Regions from separate parts of the Homo sapiens genome. Here region 1 is linked to region 2. Evidence: read pairs that join two places in POLR2A ChIA-PET (ENCODE). Cell type or tissue: MCF 10A. All regions are shown on one strand.

Region 1 (2,500 bases), 63 kb after region 2:
TAAGTGATGCTTGACTGTTTCAATATACAAGAAGAGATTTTTTATGAAAATTGGCTTACAAGATTAGGGAGGCCATGAAATCCCAAAATATGGCCTCTGCAAGCTATAGAACCCCAGGGCCTCTGGTGTAAGTCCCTGGGATAAAAAGGCTGGAGAATTTGGAGTTCTGATGTTCAAAGGCAGGGAAAGATGGATGTCCAGCTCAAGGAGAAAGAGAGAATTCCTCCTTCCTCTGCCTTTTTGTTCTATCCAGGCCCTGGATGGATTGGACGATGTCCGCCCACACTGGGAGGGCCATCTGCTTTACTGAGTCCACTGATGCAGATGCCAATCTATTTCTGAGACAAGAATTGTCAAATTCTCCTGGGCTACTCAAAAACCCCAACCCTGATCCCCTGAAAAGTGTAAAAGAAATGTGTCCCCTTTCTTTTTGGCACAGAGCCATGACCTTGGGCTATCACCTCCATCCCACAGTGTGAGGCCCTGTGGGGAGAATCAGAGGCGATTTGGGGAGAAGCTTACTACCCACAAGCATGGCACCATCAGGCTCCCTTGGCAAGCCTGAATCAGACTACAAGTCCAGGGAGACAGGCCCATTCAAAACAATCTGCTTTATGTGGATTTAAACTGCTGTCCCCTGAGGGTATCTTGATTGCTTTGACCTTCTGTCAGATTTGACCCACAGTGAACGACTGCGACCTAAATGACAGCCTATCACCTTCTGCATAGAAATATTTGATGACATCCCACTGCCTTCAGGATGAGTCCAAGCTGGAATAGAAATTAGAAATTGTGAAATTTACAAGCAGCAAGAAATCTACCTCTCAATTGTTAAAGATTTGCCCATTCTCTCCTTCATGATTGATTTGCTTAAAACATCCACCTTCCTAATGATGATGATGCTGATGATGATAATGATGATAAAAATAGAGGAAAAAATCAATTTAATAAAACAACAGTGCTCTAGCAGAAACTTGAATATAAAATGGCTTTTACTGGGAAGTTCTGACTTTTTAGGTTGCAAGGAACAAAATATCTTTTTTTAAAAGAAATCAAGTCTGAGTCAATCATCTTTGCCATCTCCCCATCCCTGGGATTGGCTCAGAAATAGGCACGTGTCTAAGTCAGGCCAATGAGACCTCAGGGGATGTTTTGTTGGGGCTTCTGAGGAAGAAACTGTTTTGCTCCTAAGGAAGAGCTCCTGAAAGAGATGCTCTCTGGTCCCCTGGGGTTATTGTGTGTGGACTGAGGCAGTCATCTTTTTCCTAGCTGGACCCCAGAGGAGGACAAAGTCCAGTGAATTGCAAAGAAATGACCCAAGATCACATTGGGTCTTGTGATATGACCTCTTCCCCCACTCAAGTGTCACTCACAGCTGTCTGGCATAGTATGCCTGGCACAGAGTCTGGCACTGTGAAAGTGACTCAGCCCAGGAACAAGAGGATGAGCAAATAGATGCCAGCTGAACCTGAAGATTTCTCAATGATTTTAGTTTGAACTGGTTTAACCTGGTGCAGGTAATATGCTTCCCAGACTGAAGTTCAGGGAAATATAAACCAAATTTTTGATGAAGAGACTTGGGTAGCATGTTGGAGAGAAGAGTGGCAAGAGAGAATGGAGGGAATGAGTGCAACAGGCCCTGGTTTGGTACAGTGCCCAGCCAGAATCACATGTGTGAGGCTGTCCAGGCCACGGACACAGCGTTGTCCTCCAGGTTTGTGCACACTGAGCCAGTGAGGCGCTTGCAGGGAGTCTGGAGGAAGCGTTAGAGCTTTATTAGCTTAACTACTTTACCACAGCCTAGATTGCATCCAAACCTGGGTTTTCAACAGCAAGCTTGCAGTGGCTTTCCAAAAGCTTGAGGCTTGTGTTTCCTTCAGTCAGAAGGCAAACTGTGCCAGGTACAGCTGAGAACCAGAAAACAACCATGTAGATTTTGAAACTTGCATTGGTTGAGAATTTTCATGACTTTCTGCTATATAGACATTCAGCCGCACTGTAGAGATAGGTTCAATCCAACCTGCAGGAAGCCTGGCTCTATCTGAATTAGTGGCTGCCTTATCTTAAGGGAACTTCAAAGTCCAATTGAAAAATGCTGGGCTAGATTGAACTTGAGCACTAATTTAGCTTGGACTAAGTTGCTTGGCCTTTCTGGGCCTATAGACCCCTCATCTACAAAGCGAAAGAAAGAAAAAAACCAACACTCAGATTCTTTGTGTTGAGAAATATCATTACCTGAAATGAAAATCCCAACAGCATTTAGAGAACAAAGAGCATGGGATCCAGGGAGAGCCTGGGATCTGAGTCCCAGCTCTGCCACTCACTAAATGTATGACCTCATTTAACTCACTATCCAGCTCTGAATCTGTTTCATTATTTCTAAAATAGAGATCATAAAACCTATGTTAAAATTTTAGAAGGATTAAAAAAGATGATATAGGCACAGGCACAGAGTAGTTCATCAATAACAATTCTATAAATATTTATTGAGCATATCCTA
Region 2 (2,500 bases):
AAGGCAGCTGGTGCAGAAACCCAGAAGCTGTTCCAAGTTGCATTGCAAAGTGGCATCGTGAGCTGTCTGGCACTGAGACAGGATGAGGAGGCAAGAGATAGAAAGTCAGGCAGGAGAAGGTGGCAGGGGTCCAGGCAGGAAGCAGTCTGAGTGTGAACAAGTGTCTTCGTGGTAGGGACAGATGGGAAAAGAGAAATTAGAGAAAATACTGCTGAGAAAGGAAGAGCCTGACTTCTTAACATCCTCTGATAAAGCATTTCATCGCAGCTGGTGTTCAGCAGTCCTTGTTTTTAATATGCTGACTGCTGCGCTCAATATAAAATGGCAAGGCTTCTGCTCTGTGGCCTCAAAGCTTAAATGTTACCCCAAAAGAATAAACATAAGACACTGTTCTAGGAGTATCAGAATGCCAGGGTTGCCAGGGTTGACTGAGCTTGCCCAGGTTTTATTCTGATTGTCTCTAGCGTGCCTTGGTGACCTAATAGCAATGTGGCATGTCTATAGCTGAGATGATAAGCCACTTTCACGTCACCTTCCTCATTTAAGCATTGTAACCACTGTGTGGCATGAAAGTGGAATGAATTCTTACGGTCACCATTACAAAGATGAGAGGACTGAGGCTCACCGAGGTTGGATGGCTTGCCCTCATTTGTAAAAGTGAGATTAGTATCTGGTTTTCTGTCTCCTAATGTTTGCCTTTTCTTTATTTACCAGAGTTAGTTATCAATGCTGACTGAGTGTGCACTCTCCTAGACACCATGGGGAGAGGCAGAAGAGGAAACCAGATATGATCCTTCTTCTTGGGACTCTCCTGACCTAGGAAAAGAGACAGATGAATGCAGATAACTGAGTCTATATACAGAGACTGCCACAAGCTCACACTTTACTGAATGTTCAGACCTAGTCATACATCCTAAGGGCATTGTTGGAAGCTTCTGGAACTAAGTCTCTGGGGATTTGAATCAACTCAGAAGACTGACTCATTCACTTGGCTGTGGAGGCTGTTCCAGATATTAGGAGCTATGTATGTGGAGCCCCGGATTTGGGCCAAAAGATGCATTTGACTGGAGAGAAGGGATTGAGATTTGAGCAGTTGTTGGACAACACAGAAATGAAACAGCCGTAGCAAACTTGCCTGCCGTGATTTCTCTGCTGAGATAATGGGACTTTTCAGACTCCCTGTAACTGAGATCTAGATAAAAAGAGACGTCTGGAAAAAAACTGGTCCCAATTGTCGCTTGGCTTTGCTTTCATAACTATCTGAGTGTGGCATATGTCAGACTTTGAAATGCTGGGTCTCTTGGAAATACAAATACCATCTGGGTCTGGATAATTCCCAGAAACCTAGGCTACTCAGTAGGAAATGAGGAGCTGGAAACATAATACCGAGACCAGGGGCTTGTCCTTGGGCCACCCTGTCTCGTGTCCTGGACACAGTCACATGACTCGTACAGAAAATGTCACTGGGAAGACACCATAAGGCTCATCTTTTCACGACACAGTGACCTCTGTTATGGACATCTTGATTTCTCTTTGAGAAGCCATCCCTCCCCCAGTGTGTATAGTCTAGCAGCCAAGTCCGCCTTGCCTCTGGCCAAGGGCAGCCTGAAACTCAAACAGGGCCCATCCCTTATCCCTGGATGGAAATCTTGAGCAGAGTGCCTGACGGGACTGAAGATGGCTGAAATTCCAGCAAGCAGACAGTGGTTCTCTGAAGAGGCTCCCCTCCGCCCACACCCATGAGTGTCTGCTCCCCAGATGCTCCAATCCTACTTCTCCAGCTTTACCTTCTGTTCCATAAGCTGCTTCATTTTCTTTCTCCAAATCCCTCTTTTGCTGGTTGGACAAAGATTGTTTCTGTTGCCTGCAATCAAATAACCCAAAAGGATGAACAGGTGAAATCATAAACATACTTTTAAGTGCCTGGAATATGCCTGCTTCTGTCCATCTTTCAACCCACTTGCATCAGAAGCCCCCTTGGAGGATGAGAGCCTGTCCTGTGAACCATGGTGGTTCAGAGTGGAACACAGCAGAGTGTGGAACACCAGGAATTTAGAGCAATCAGTGAAATATGATGTAGGCCTCTATGTCAGAAAAATTACTAATAAGCAGTTGATTATTAGTAATCAATAATAGCCTTCCCATTTTATATCGAGCACAGCAGTCAGCATGTTAAAAACAAGGACTGCTGGACACCAGCTGCGATGAAATGCTTTATCAGAGGACGGCCCTTGATGTCTATGTCCATTTGCAAGTGCGGCATTAATTACAAGGCTGGTTTAAGTATAATCAGTAAGTTTATATGCTGGATGCTCAAGATGATTTCTGGCTAAACATGGAATTTCTATTTCTATTTTCCTTATGTTAAAAGCCGGAACAGCAAAATGTATTCCTAATGTCACTATTATGACATTTACATCCCGAAAAGTTGCAGTAACTGATCAATACAATAGTGGAATGCCTGGAAACCTGTTCCTTTTTTGCTAAAAAAAGGAGGGCA

What was found. Peaks named below come from ENCODE experiments on the same cell type or tissue, not always from the same donor. Only the 100,000 strongest peaks of a DNase experiment are listed, where the experiment ranks them.
Region 1: POLR2A ChIA-PET joins it to region 2 with 6 read pairs; 2 of 35 experiments call an interaction of 5 or more read pairs at or near these places.

Annotation. Positions count from the first base shown.
Region 1 is chr12:105,804,504-105,807,003 of GRCh38, forward strand. No RefSeq gene overlaps it. Among named protein-coding and RNA genes, the nearest start is that of CASC18, 100 kb to the left of the region's middle. In MCF 10A, no CTCF peak of the experiment used is centred here; a DNase peak (open chromatin) is centred at 1,418.
Region 2 is chr12:105,741,042-105,743,541 of GRCh38, forward strand. It overlaps CASC18 (cancer susceptibility 18), which reads left to right. Exons shown (of 5, transcript NR_110109.1): 5 at 715-2,500. LOC107984435 (a long non-coding RNA gene) reads right to left here. Exons shown (of 4, transcript XR_001749305.2): 3 at 1,788-1,864; 4 at 736-816. Among named protein-coding and RNA genes, the nearest start is that of CASC18, 38 kb to the left of the region's middle. RefSeq lists an enhancer at 1-159. In MCF 10A, no CTCF peak of the experiment used is centred here; a DNase peak (open chromatin) is centred at 970.